2 separate regions of the Homo sapiens genome follow, and region 1 is linked to region 2. A link is an interaction called in ENCODE POLR2A ChIA-PET data of the cell type or tissue named here. Cell type or tissue: K562. All regions are shown on one strand. Each heading gives the region's core, and the rest is flanking DNA. Links, peaks and the distances in the headings are about the cores only. Region 1 holds the start of LOC124905031 (a long non-coding RNA gene). Region 2 overlaps AGPAT3 (1-acylglycerol-3-phosphate O-acyltransferase 3).

The links. Peaks named below come from ENCODE experiments on the same cell type or tissue, not always from the same donor. Only the 100,000 strongest peaks of a DNase experiment are listed, where the experiment ranks them.
Region 1: POLR2A ChIA-PET joins it to region 2 with 6 read pairs; 3 of 35 experiments call an interaction of 5 or more read pairs at or near these places.

What each region holds. Positions count from the first base shown.
Region 1 is chr21:43,708,296-43,716,512 of GRCh38, reverse strand. LOC124905031 (a long non-coding RNA gene) reads left to right here and starts at 4,238. Exons shown (of 2, transcript XR_007067895.1): 1 at 4,238-5,158; 2 at 5,475-5,797. RefSeq lists enhancers at 3,804-4,425, 4,491-5,372. In K562, for the core only: no CTCF peak of the experiment used is centred there; a DNase peak (open chromatin) is centred at 3,732.
Region 2 is chr21:43,880,360-43,886,713 of GRCh38, reverse strand. All of the region lies in intron 1 of AGPAT3 (1-acylglycerol-3-phosphate O-acyltransferase 3), which reads right to left. Among named protein-coding and RNA genes, the nearest start is that of AGPAT3, 18 kb to the right of the region's middle. RefSeq lists a silencer at 589-744 and enhancers at 385-970, 3,910-4,496. In K562, for the core only: no CTCF peak of the experiment used is centred there; DNase peaks (open chromatin) are centred at 2,393 and 3,556; H3K4me3 peaks cover 950 bases.

The DNA.
Region 1 (8,217 bases), core at 1,853-6,852, 170 kb after region 2:
CCTGGGGAGGCAAGTGGACGGGGTCCTGGAGATGGTGTCCAGAAAGTCATTCACTGAGAAAGAAAAGAGAGGACCTGAGAGAACTGACACCAAGCGGGTCTTCCACCAGAGCATTCGAGGCATGACCAGCTGAGTTATGGTGGCAACACAGTGTGCCCTCAAAGGACGGTGAACCTTGGAAAATGTCAACAAAAAGAGTCAAAATCTGTAAAATATTGAAAGAAATTTATTCTAAGCCAATTATCAGTGACCATGGCCCATGACACTGAAATGGGAGAGTTCCCTGACCCCTCTTGCAGGATGTGCAACAAGGGTGTGACTTGTCTGTTGAGCCGCCATGCATGTTCAAACCCCTTACAGGAGGGGGAGCACAGAGACGGGCAGGTGCAGGAGCGGGGATGAGTGCCCCTGGGCTCCAGCCCCACAGCAGCATCCAGGGGTGGGTGTCTGCGACTCCCGAAGCCCAAGCGGGCATGTGTTACAGTGCACTCTTTAGCCTTGCCATCTGCAGATGGCTTAAATCTTAACCAGCCAGTGCCCTCTTGGTACCCAGGTCCTCATCCAGCATCCAGGAAGAACCAAGTCGCACACAGACTTGAAGGATGAATGCGGGGGTTTTATGGAGTGGTGGAGGTGGCTCTCAGTGGGATGGATGGGGAGCTGAGAGGGGATGGAGTGGGAAGATGATCTTCCCTTGGAGTTTGGCCGTCCAGCAGCTGATCTCCCCTCTGACCGTCCCCCAGCTGAACTCCTCTTGGTGTTCAGACACTCCTTCTCTCTGCCCCACCATTCTGCCATCCTTCTGCTCTTCTGTTTGTCTCCTCATGGAGACAGGGATTTGGGGTTTATATGGGTACAGGACGGGGGACATGGCAGACCAAAAGGCAACTTTTGGGTGCAAAAACAGGAATGCCTGTTCCCATTTAGGGCCGTGGGTTTCCAGGCTTGAGGGCGGGGGCTTTCCCAGGGAACTGCCCTCTTCTACCCAGTATTTCCCTGTCTCCTGTCCGTATCAACACAGGCCTCAGGAGGTCCTGAGAACATGTGCCCAAGGTGGTCAGGGTGCAGGTTGGTTTTAGACATTTTAGGGAAACGTGAAACTTCAATCAAATACATTTAAGAAATACATTGGTTTTGGGCTGGGCATGGTGGCTTACACTTGTAATCCCAGCACTTTGGGAGGCCAAGGTGGGCGAATCACCTGAGGTTGGGAGTTCAAGACCAGCCTGGCCAACGTGGCAAAACCCTGTCTCTACTAAAAATACAAAAATTAGCTGGGCATGGTGGTGTGTGCTTGTAATCCCGACAACTCAGGAGGCTAAGGCAGGAGAATCACTTGAACCCAGGAGGCAGACGTTGCAGTGAGTCGAGATCACACCACTGGACTCCAGCCTGGGCGACAGAGCAAGACTCCATCTCAAAAAAAAAAAATTGGTTTTGCCAGGAATGGTGGCTCATGCCTGTAATCCCAGCACTTTGGGAGGCCAAGGCAGGAGGATCACAAGGTCAGGAGTTCAAAACCAGCCTGGCCAATATGGTGAAACCCTGTCTCTACTAAAAATATAAAAATTAGCCAGGCATGATGGCGGGCACCTGTAGTCCCAGCTACTCAGGAGGCTGAGGTAGGAGAATCACTTGAACCTAGGAGGAGGAGATTGCAGTGAGCCAAGATCGCGCAACTGCACTCCAGCCTGGGTGACAGAGCGAGACTCTGTCTCAAAAAAAAAATACATTGGTTTTGTCCAGAAATGTGAGACAACTTGAAGGGGGTTGGGGGGATTTCCAGCTTATAAGTAGATTTAAAAATTTTCTGGTTGACAGAGTAGACACGGTGGCTCATGCCCGTAATCCCAGCACTTTGGGAGGCCGAGATGGGCGGATCACAAGGTCAGGAGATCGAGACCATCCTGGCTAACATGTGAAACCCCATCTCTACTAAAAATACAAAAAAATTAGCCTGGCGCCTGTAGTCCCAGCTACTCGGAGGCTGAGGCAGGAGAATGGCGTGAACCAGGAGGCGGAGCTTGCAGTGAGCCGAGATCACGCCACTGCATTCCAGCCTGGGCGACAGAGTGAGACTCCCTCTCAAAAAAAAAAAAAAAAAAAAAAATTTCTGGTTGACAATTGGTTGAGTTTATTTAAAGACCTGGGACTGGCCGGGCGCGGTGGCTCACACCTGTAATCCCAGCACTTTGGGAGGCTGAGGTGGGCGAATCAAGAGGTCGGGAGATCGAGACCATCCTGGCTAACACGGTGAAACCCCATCTCTACTAAAAATACAAAAAATTAGCTGGGCGTGGTGGCGGGAGCCTGTAGTCTCAGCTACTTGGGAGGCTGAGGCAGGAGAATGGCGAACCCGGGAGGCGGAGCTTGCAGTGAGCCGAGATCACGCCACTGCACTCCAGCCTGGGTGACAGAGCGAGACTCCGCCTCAAAAAAAAAAAAGAAAAAAAGACCTGGGATCAATAGAAAGGAACGTCTGTTAAGATCAACGATTGTAGAGACTGAAGCTCTTACTTTCAAAGGAAGCCTTCAGGTAGCAGGCTTTAGAGAGAATGGGTTGTCAAATGTTTCTTATCAGACTTGAAGTCTGCATTGATGTTAATGCTGGAGAGGTAGAATAAGGCACATCCCATCCCCACTTCCCATCATGGCCTGAACCAGTCTCTCAGGTTAAATTTTCAGAGTTCCCTGGCTGAGGAGGAAGTCCATTCAGATGGTTGGGGGGCCTCAGAATTTTATTTTTGTTTTACATGACCATGGTTATGGTGACCACACGTCATGTTATCAATACTTTTTTTAAAAGCTTGCTTTTGCCTGGCACGGTGGCTCATGCCTATAATCCCAGCACTTTGGGAGGCTGAGATGTGCAGAGCACGAGGTCAGGAGTTTGAGACCAGCCTGGCCAACATGGTGAAACCCCATCTCTACTAAAGATACAAAAAATTAGCTGTGTGTGGTGGCACGTGCCTGTAATCCCAGCTACCTGGGAGGCCGAGGCAGGAGAATTGGTTGAACCGGGGAGGCAGAGGTTGCAGTGAGCTGAGATGGTGCCATTGCACTCCAGCCTGGGGCAACAGGGCGAGACTCCATCTCAAAAAAAAAAAAAAAAAAAGCTTGCTTTCAGCCAGTGGTAGTAGTTCATGGCTGCAATCCTAGAACTTTGGGTGGCTGAGGCAGGAGGACCGCTTGAGCCCAGGAATTTAAGACCAGCCTGGGCAATATAGTGAGACCCCATCTCTGCTAAAAAAAAAAAAAAAAAATTAGCCAGGCGTGGTGGCACGTGCCTGTGGATCCAGCTACTTGGGAGGCTGATGCAGGAGAATCACTTGAGCCCAGAAGATTGAGGCTGCAGTGAGCCATCATTGTGCCATTGTACTCCAGCCTGGGTAACAGAGCAAGAACCTGTCTCAAAAAATAAAATAAAATACAAAACAAAATAGAAGGCTTTCCATTTGGACACAGGAATGGATATGTTACCAACCATGAGTTCTTGGGCTCTCAATGCAATGGAAATTGACATGGGGCCAAAAGAGTTTTCCCAGACAAGGCTTCATTGGAGCTTATGTCCAGGCATAAGGGAGGCGGCCCAAGGGAGAGAGAGTCCCTGACTGAGTCCTGGAAAGGAGTTGGTTAGGACTTTTTGTCAGGCAAAGGGTGGAAACTGATATCAGGGTAGGGTGTGCAGGCTGGGCTGGGGAAGGCCTCCGAGGACTGGGACAGGCTGATCAGCACTTCTGGTTGCGACGGTTATTTTGAGTCATGGGCCAGCTAGCTGGCTGGCTGGGGCAGCGAGGCTGTAAATCTGTTGCTCAGCATTCCTTTCCAAGGTGGGGACATTCTACAACCTTGGTTGATATTCTGGATCTTTTAAGGCCAGTTCCTGAAATTCTTTAAGTAAAAGGCCTGGTTAAATATTACAAGAGCACAGAAGAGCACTATAAACGGCTGTTTTCCTTGTATGACCAAAGTCTCAGGGTTAGCGAGTTTGGTGTCAAGCCAGGTAGTGGCGTGGGGTGTGTGATCCGTGGAAGGCATGAGAGAATGCTCTAGTGGGGGGTTAACCGAGCCAGCCCGTCCCTACTCTGTCTCAGGTATGACTGTGTAAATAAATGTCCGTCCACACCCTGGCGGCAAATGAAATGCCCTTGCCAGCAGACCATGCCCAGAGGTTGTTTGAGCAACTGCCTCCCAGCACCACAGGGTTCCTTAATTACCATAAAGGATGTTAAAAGTCATTCAGGATTTGTGTTTGGCCAGAAGTTTGAGCGGTGTCTCTTTTTTTTTTCTTTCTTTCTTTTTTTTTTTTTTTTTGAGACGGAGTTTCGCTCTTGTTGGGCAGAGGCTGGAGTGCAATGGCGTGATCTCGGCTCACCGCAACCCTCGCCTCCCGGGTTCAAGTGATTCTCCTGCCTCAACCTTCTGAGTAGCCGGGATTATAGGCATGTGCCACCACGCCCAGCTAATTTTTTTTTTGTATTTTTGGTAGAGATGGGGTCTCCGTGTTGGTCAGACTGATCTTGAACTCCCGACCTCAGGTGACCCACCTGCCTCGGCCTCTCAAAGTGCTGGGATTATAGGTGTGAGCCACTGTGCCCGACCCTGAGCGGTGTCTTAGTTAGCGGGGGATGCTTTAACAAAATGCACAAAGTAACAAAAGAGCCAAGCCATGAAAGAGAAAGCAACAGGAGAAGCAAGGAAAGCACAGATTTACTGAAGACATTTCAGAGTGGGAGCAGGCTCAAGCAAGCGGCTCAGGTGCCTCTTCTTTTGGGTTTTTGTTTTGTTTTGTTTTTTGAGACCGAGTCTCTGTCGCCCAGGCTGGAGTGCCAGTGGTACGATCTCGGCTCACTGCAAGCTCCGCCTCCCGGGTTCACGCCATTCTCCTGCCTCAGCCTCCCGAGTAGCTGAGACTATAGGCACCCACTGCCACGCCTGGCTAATTTTTTTGTATTTTCAGTAGAGATGGGGTTTCACCGTGTTAGCCAGGATGATCTCGATCTCCTGACCTCGTGATCCGCCCGCCTCGGCCTCCCAAAGTGCTGGGATTACAGGCGTGAGCATGAATTTCTTCTTTACATGTAGCTTCCAGTACCCAGATCACATGATTTTTGATGGAAGTCCAGTGTGATCCGTATTCTTGTTCCTCTATAGGAAGGTACTTTCCCTCCGACATCTTTCAAGATATTCTGTCTCTGGTTTCCTGCAGTTTGAATACGACATGCCAAAGTTCCTATTTTTTGGCATTTGTTGTACTTAGTGTTCTCTAAGCTTCCTAGATCTGTGGTTTGGTGTCTGACACCAATTTTGAAAAATGAGAAGCCATTATTACTTCAAATATTTCTTCTATCCCTTTCTCCCTCTCCTCTTCTGGTATTGCCATTATGAGTGTGTAAATTACCTTCTATAATTGTCCCGTAGTTCTAGGATATTCTGTTCAGTTATTTTTACTCTTTTTTCTCCTTGCATTTCAGTTGGGGAAGTCTATGGACATGTCCTCAGCTTGCAGATTCTCTCCTGGGCTGTGTCCAGTCCACTGACGTCCGAGGCACAATCCCCCGTGTGACCCTGCCTGGCGGCGGCCTCTTGTTAGAGCTGTAAGTCACACAGGCTTCTGCCTGTCCTCTAGCTGAGTGTCACTGTATTGCGTCCCACCACCAAAAGAATCTTTAGATCTTATAAAACATCAATACACAGGCTTCTGCCTCTCCTCTAGCTGAGTGTCACTGTATTGCGTCCCACCACCAAAGGAATCTTTAAATCGTACAAAACATCAATAAAGGATTTGAGTCCTAAATATACAAGGATTTCTTTCTTTCTTTCCTCTCTTTCTTTCTCTCTCTCTTTCTTTCCTTCTCTCTTTTCTTTCTTTCCCTTCCTTCCTTTGTTTTCTCTCCTCTGTTTCTCCCTTTCTCTCTTTCTCTTTCGTCTTGCTGTTGCCCAGGCTGGAGTGCAGTGGCGTGATCTTGGCCCACTGACACCTCCACTTCCCAGGTTCAAGTGATTCTCCTGCCTCGGCCTCCCGAGTAGCTGGGATTACAGGCGCCTGCCACCACACCCGGCTAATTTTTGTATTTTTAGTAGAGATGGGGTTTTATCATGTTGGCCAGGCTGGTCTCGAACTCCTGACCTCAAGTAATCCGCCCGCCTCAGCCTCCCAAAGTGCTGGGATTACAGGCATGAGCCACTGCGCCCAGCCTTTTTTCCTTTTTTTTTTTTTAAATAGGGTCTTGCTCTACCACCCAGGCTGGAGTGCAGTACAGTAGCACACATCAGCTCACTGCAACCTCTGTCCCCTGGGCTAAAGTGATCCTCCCGCCTTAGCCTCCTGAGTAGCGGGTACTACAGGCGTGTGTCACCATGCCGGGCTAATTTTTGTACTCTTTTTTTATTTTGTAGAGAAGAGGTCTCACCATGTCGCCCAAGCTGGTCTCAAACTCCTGAGCTCAAGTGATCTGCCTGCCTCGGCCTCCCAAAGTGCTCAGATTACGGGTGTGAGCCACCACAACTGGCGAAAGAATTCTTAAAACTCAACAATAAGGGAACAACCTAACCAAAAAATAGGCAAAAGATCTAGACACCTCACCAAAGAAGATATACAAATGGCAAATACACATATGGAAAGTTCTGAACGCCATGCCATGAGAAAAGTACAAATTCAAACAATGAAACATCGCTAAGCACTGCTTACAATGGCTGAAGTCCAGAACACTGACAACACTGGGTGCTGGCGGGACATGGCACTCTCCTTCATTGCTGGTGGGAACACTGTAATGGTGTAGCCACTTTGGAAGGCACTTTGGTGGTTTCTTAGAAAGTAAACATCTTGGCCGGGCGTGGTGGCTCACGCCTGTAATCCCAGCACTTTGAGAGGCCGAGGTGGGGGCGGATCACCTGAGGTCAGGAGTTTGAGACCAGCCTGGCCAACATGGTAAAACCCCATCTCTACTAAAAATACAAAAATTAGCCTGGCATGGTGGCAGGCACCTGTAATCCCAGCTACTCGGGAGGCTGAGGCTGGAGAATCGCTTGGACCCAGGAGGCAGAGGTTGCAATGAGCAGAGATCATGCCACTGCACGAGTGAAATTCCGTCTCATTAAAAAAAAAAGAAAGAAAGAAAAAAGAAACTAAACATCTTACCTTATAATTCAGCAGTTGCACTCCTTGATCTTTACCCAAAGGGTTAAAAACTTATGTCTACACAAAACCCTGCACACCAATGTTTATAGCAGCTTTAGTAATTGTCAAAAACTGGAAGCCACCAAGGTGTCTCTCAGTAGGTGAATGAATAGACAAACTGTAGTGTACATTTGCAATGGAATATTATACAGCAATGAAAAAGAGTGAGCCATCAAGCCATGAAGCGATAGTGAGGAAACGTTAGGTGCACATTACCAAGTGAAAGACACTGATCTGAAGAGTCTGCCTACTGTGTGACTCCAACCAAGTGACATCCTGGAAAAGGTAAAACTATGGAGATAATTAAAAGGTCAGGAGGCTGGGCGTGGTGGCTCATGCCTGTCATCCCAGCAGGCGCGGTGGCTCATGCCATTATCCCAGCAGGCACGGTGGCTCATGCCGCCATCCCAGCAGGCGCGGTGGCTCATGCCGTCATCCCAGCAGGCGCGGTGGCTCATGCCTGTCATCCCAGCACTTTGGGAGGCCGAGGCAGGTGGATGTTTGAGCCCAGGAGTTCAAGACCAGGTTGGACAATATAGTGGGGCCCCATCTCAAACAAAACAAAACAAAACAAAAAAAACCCAAAAATTAACCATGTGTGGTGGCACACCCCTGTAGCGTAGACCTAGCTATTTGAGAAAGGCTAAGGCAGGAGGATTGCTTGAGTCCAGGAGGCAGAGGTTTCAGTGAGCCAAGATCATGCCTCTGCACTCCAGTCTAGGAGTCAGAGCAGACCCTCTCTCCAAAAAAAGAAAATGGTCAGGTGTTGTCAGAAGGTTAGGACAAGGGGGAAAGGAAAGGATAGGAGAAGCACAGTGGGCTTTAGGGCCAGAAAACGACTTTGTGTGACACTGTGATGGTCAAGGGGGAAAGAAATGGATATGAGAAGCACAGCGGGCTTTAGGGCCGGAAAAGGACACTGTGATGGTCTGCACATGAGATTAGCATTTGACAGACCCAGAGAAGGGCCCATCATGAGTGACCCCTGATGTGAACCAAGTGAACTCTCCTGTAAATAATCACATAACAGCAGGACG
Region 2 (6,354 bases), core at 1-5,000:
GGCACAGAAAGACAAGCATAACATGTTCCCACTTATTTGTGGGATGTAAAAATCAAAACAACTGAACTCATGAAGACAGAGAAGGCTGGGAAGGATATGGGGGTAGAGGGAGGTTAATGGGTATAAAAATTAGTTAGAAAGAATGAATAAGGCCTAGTATTTGGCCAGGTGTGATGGCTCATGCTTGTAATCCCAGTACTTTTGGAGGCTGAGTCGGGTGGATCACTTGAGGTCAGGAGTTCGAGACCAGCCTGGCCAACAGGGTGAAACCATCTTTACTAAAAATACAAAAAATAGCCAGGCATGATAGCATATGGCTGTAATCCCAGCTATTCGGGAGACTGAGGCATGAGAATCACTTGAACCCGGGAGGCAGAGGTTGCAGTGAGCCGAGACCACGCCACTGCACTCCAGCCTGGGCAACAGAGCAAGACTCCATCTTTAAAAAAAATTTTTTTAATAAAAAAAGATCTAGTATAAAGACCTAATATTTGATAGCACAGCAGGGGGACTGCCAGGAGGAGCAGAGGTGATATTGGTGACTCCCTCCCCTAACCATCAGCTCCAAGCCCTGCAAGTTTCCATGCCAGGCACCCCCATGCTCAGCCACCAGTCTCTGGCCGCAGGTGCTGCGTCCACCCAGCTGTGCCCTTTGCAGGCTTCGGCTTCCTATGGCATCACGATTGCCATGTCGCTGCCCCGGCTTTGCAAAAACCCCTGCCTGTATTTGGAGCCCCTGACCGGGCAACCTTCCCTCCTGTCAGCTGCTGCCAAGGAACCCCCTTGCCAGCACTGGCCCGCTCCTCAGTGCTCCTGAAAACACTGCTTACCCATCCCTGAGCCACGGTGCCCTCACCCACAGGAGCCCTGCGCACCTGCGCACCTGCACACCTTCACCTGTGGCTCCCCTCGCCTGTGCCACAAACCCCGGCCGTATACTCCAGGCTTCCACAGGGCTGGGCCTGGGGCCACAGAGTCATCAAACAACAGGCCCTTTTCTTCCTCCAAATCAGCTTATATAAGAAACTGGCACTGGGCACGGTGGCTTATGCCTGTAATCTCTGTACTTTGGGAGGCCAAGGCGGGTGGATCACTTGAGGTCAGGAGTTTGAGACCAGCCTGATTTTTAGTAGACCATCTCTACTAAAAATACAAAAATTAGCCAGGCATGGTGGCGTGTGCCTGTAATCACAGCTACCTGTGAGGCTGAGACAGGAGAATTGCTTGAACCCGGGAGGTGGAGGTTGCAGTGAGCTGAGATCATGCCATTGCACTCTAGCATGGGTGACAGAGCAAGACTCTGTCTCAAAAAAAAAAAAAAAGAAAAAAGAAAAACTGGCAATCATAAGTAGAAAAAAAATTGTAATTGAAAGTTATTTGTTCAAGAACTGGAGACCAACTAGGAACACACGAAGCAGAGAAGTGAGTCTCCGCGTCTGCATCAATGACGCAAAAGCAGCTGTGCAGGGAACCCGTCTGGCCCAGGCCCAGGCCTCCTGCACCCAGCGTCTGCGAGCTCCATGCTACCAGAGGGGCTGCAGTTGGCTGAGGGAGGTGGGGATGCCATTTGAGGTCTAGCCGCAGGGTGAGGGGAGCACGGCCGGCCAGTGTACACAGGTCAGGGGCCAGGTTCCCGGCCTTGCTCAGCACCGCACGTCACTGCATTGAAGCACATCTTTAGTAAAACCAGCTCTTCCCTTAAAGAGAATGCCACGGGGCATGAGTATGATGCTTTTGACAAAAAACAAAGGCATCACTGTTAACTCCGATCTATCCCATGTGAGGTGGGAGAAGGGAGAGAGCAGAGACAAGGAGACAATTACACAAGCAGCAGCCCAACGTGTGCTTTGCAATATGCTGACCTGGCTTGCCCCACACCCAAGGGCAGACCCACAGATAGCCCTGCCTCTGCATCCACCACCAGAGCACCCAGTACCCAGCACCAGGCCACCCAGCACCCAGCACCAGGCCACCCAGCATCCAGCACCAGACCACCCAGCACCCAGCATCAGGCCACCCAGCACCAGGCCACCCAGCATCCAGCACCAGGCCACCCCAGCATCCAGTGCCTGGGCACCCAACGTCCAGCACCAGGGCACCCCAGCATTCAGCACCACAGCACCCCTGCATCCAGCACCAGGGCACCCCAGCCTCACCCACCCCAGGCCTCTGAAGGAGCAGGAGGCTGGGCCCCATGTCCCGCAATAGCACAGCCAGCTGGGCGAGACCACAGGCAGCACTGGAAGGGACTGTGCGGCTCTTTCGGATTAGGAAAGGGCCATGCTCCGCACAGCAGAAAACAGGGACGAGGTCGAAGAGGCAGCACAGAAAGCCCAGAGTCACTCCCCACCCACCATCGGAAACCAGTGAGCTCATTAGAAACCGCTTATCTATGAGGCCAAATGCCCTCAGCAGGAGAGAAGGAGGAGGGGGAAGGAGGAGGGGGAAGGAGGGGGAAGGAGGGGGAAGCGGGTGGGGAAGAGGAGAGGAGGAAGAGATCAAAGGGCGTGGTGGAGCTACACTTTCGACAGGCCTCCAGCACTGGGGACTATCTGGGAACGTCCAGGAAGGCCTGCGAGCTGAGACTGGGTGACTCATCTCTGGTGACAGAGGTAACCACCTGGCCAGAGGCACCTCTTTAAAGAGACAGATTCTTACACCCATCACAAACAGACCAGAACACTGGCCAGGCGTGGTGGCTCACACCTGTAATCCCAGCACTTTGGGAGGCTGAGGCAAGCGGATTACTTGAGCTCAGGAGTTCAAGACCAGCCCGACCAACATGGAGAAACCCCGTCTCTCTACTAAAAATACAAAATTAGCTAGGCACAGTGGCTCTCACCTGTAATCCCAGCACTTTGGGAGGCCAAGGCAGGTGGATTGCCTGAGGTCAGAAGTTTGAGACCAGCCTGGCCAACATGGCAAAACCCCATCTCTACTAAAAATACAAAAATTAGCCAGGTGTGGCAGTGGGCACCTGTAACCTCAGCTACTTGGGTGCCTGAGGCAGGAGAATCGCTTGAACCCAAGAGGCAGAGGCTGCAGTGAGCCGAGATTATACCACTGTACTCCAGCCTGGGCAACAGAGCGAAACTCCATCTCCAAAACAAAAAACAAAACAAAACAAAAAAACGGAATACTGACCAGAAGAAAATACCCAGGCTTGCTATTCCTTATTGAGGACACTCTGGGGAAAAACTCAAGGACTGGCCAGGCTGAGTGACAAGGAACAGAAATGGCTCCCGGGGCCCAGGGCCCCGGCCATGTCATCTGCAGGGATTTTCCCCATCTTATTTATGCAAGGGGCTCCTACTTGTAAACTGGAGAGAAAATGTTGTCCAAGAGGCTCAGAACCGGTGTCGGAGGCTCAGCGAGGACAGGCCCTCTCCCTGGGGTCCCAGAGTGGGCAGGAGGCCACAGCACCATGGACTCTGGGCTCCTCTGGCTGATCACGGAGGTCCAGGCCATGAGGCCCTTGAGGCTCAAGGAGAAGGGTGTCTGAGGCAGGTCAGTCTCACGGTAGCCACAGAGCATGCGCAGTGGAGTGACCCGGGCAGGAGGCTCCCCAGGCCAGCACCCCAGCCAGGAAGGGAAGGAGCAACTCTGTGTGTATCACAGCTTCACAGTCTCCAGCAATTCAGCATTTGCCCGCTTAAGTTTCTAGGTGCTGATAATTCACAAATAAAGGAGAAGAAAGCTTGCTCTCTCCTGCCTTCCAGGCCTGCGTGGAGGTGTGGGCCTGGTGTTGGGGCTGACCAGGAATCCTGCATCTCATGGGTGGCCCCACAGGACAAGTGAGCGGCTATGACACTGGACACTGCTTGGTGGCCAGCAGTTGCCCCAGGCCCCTGAGGATGGAGACAACAGGCAGAGCTGGGCAGCTACCTCCTTAAGCCCCACCCAGGGGCACCACCCCCCAAGACCAGGGCACCCGTGGCTGGAGGAGACCCAAGCAAGGGCCCTCTGACCCAGTTGAGTCTCACGGGATGTGACTGCTCGCTGCCCTAGATGTTTATGGAGGGGTGTTTGCTGTTGCAGTGATGGAAGGCACTGCTGGTTCTTAGAGGGGGGCTGAAATGCAGCCTTCATGGGTCTTACCAGACACCTGCCCTCCGGGCTCACATCTGACTCCAACTGTGATGCAAACGCCATGTATGTTGGTTTCATAGACACTGGATTTTCCAGGAATGAAACCTCCGATAACACACACCTGAGGGAGGAAGAGGAAGCCTGCTTTGGCCAACCCCGGCAAGGGACTGAGTCTACCCCCACCACCCTCTCACTGCAGCTTGAGCCAACAGGGACCACTTCATCTCCCAGTGCAAACGCGTGCAAGAGTTTCCAGATGGAAATACGTGTCAATCTGAAATCCTGAGTGCAATCTACGAAACCTATTTCCATACTGCACAAGAGACATCACAATGCTTTATTAATAACACAGAGCACTAATAACACATTTGCCAGACCCTGCTCTAAGCATTTTCCTGCATTACCTCCATTATGCAAAGGAGATGTGGGGCCCGGCAGGGCGGGGAATGACAGGCTGAGACTGACCACTCCCTCAGCCCTGGGCACAGGGCCCCCAGATGAGGGACTCACCCAAGGGACAAGGGTCTGCCCCTGCAGTGGCTTAGACCCTGGACCACGCCAACATGGCAAACACACGTGAGCTGCAAATGCCGGCCTGTGTGCAACTTTACATTGCTAGAGGCCACATTCAAAAGTAAAAAGAAATTGGCAAAAAAATGTTTTTAATAGGCCGTGCATGGTGGCTCACGCCTGTAATCCCAGCACTTTGGGAGGCTGAGGCAGGTGGATCACCTGAGGTCAGGAGTTCGAGACCAGCCTGACCAATATGATGAAACCCCCGTCTCTATTAAAAATACAAAAATTAGCCGGGCGTGGTGGCATGCACCTGTAATCCCAGCTACTCAGGAGGCTGAGACAGGAGAATGGCTTGAACTCAGGAGGCAGAGGTTGCAGTGGGCCAAGACTGTGCCATTGCACTCCAGCCTGGGCGACAGAGCAAAACTCCATCTAAAAAAAAAAATTAATAATACATTTTATTTAACCCAGTATATCCAAAATATTATCATTTCTACGTGTAACCAATATAGAAGAATATGAATGAGATCACTTACATTCTCTTTCATATCAAGCCTCTGAGATCGGCGTGCATTTCACACCACAAACACATCTCAGTTCCCACCAGCCATGTTTCCAGCATGCCTCTGTGGGCTGCATGGCTCATGCCGTCTGCCCCAGACAGCACAGGCTGAGGTATGACACGTTCTCTGAGGGCGACATCCTTCCCACCTCCCTTTTCTGTCTGCATGTTAAGAATTTTAGCAGTTTTCAGCTTCACCAACCCTTTGCCTTCTAAAGTATTTATAGTGGTTAATTTCTCCACTTGAGGCAGGTGCAGGGGTTCAATACTTTATGTATGTGTTTTCATATAAAGCATTTCTTAATTTAAGAAAAAATTGACCCACTCCCCAAAATACAATGTAATCACAAGGCACAAAATAAAAATTATGACACAGTTATTAAATACTTTCAGTTTTCTTTTTCTTCCACAAAACTTGGAAGGAAGAAAAAACTGATCCCTTTCTGGAAATAAATACATAATAAGTGACAAAGTAAAAACAATTAGTAATTACTATCACTTTCTTCTCAATTTTCTTTTTTTCCAAAAAAAGTTCTTACATTTGTTCTCATTCATTCTCTCTCATTTTCTCTCTCTTCCCCCTCCCTGGCATTAAGAATGACCAACTTGTAATCAAACCACCAGCCTGAAAACAAATCTTCCTTGCTACGAACAGTTAACATATTGCCACCTGTCACGTGTCCAATTCACCACCATGTCAAACACAGTCGACTGGAAATGTCCAGGGACCATCACTCAGCAATAAGCCGCCTGCCCACTTAATGCCAGTGAGCAGGAGACGTCCAGCGCCTGTCTCTAGACGTGTCCTTGTTTCCACTTTGGGGAGATATATGTGAGTGGAAATAACAAGGGTAATTGGCAAAATCATTGTGAAATGAATCTGTCCTACCATAAATGTGACTGCAAATTTTGAAGTTGATTTGCAAAAGGCCACAGACATAGCTGTGACCCATCCCACACTCAGTGGCAATACCACTGGGAAAAGGGTAGCTACTGTCTCTGAGTCATCAGAATCCCTGCCAGTAAAGCTGGACAGCCACCAGCACTCAAGATCAAAGCTGAGCTCCTGGCAGTAGAGACCTGCAGAGCACCTTTCCCATCTTCCTGCCAGTGACTTACAAAGGCAGCCCTCGCATACCTGAGGAAGTGGCACCAGAACAAGACAAGAACAGGCTGACCAGGAGCCC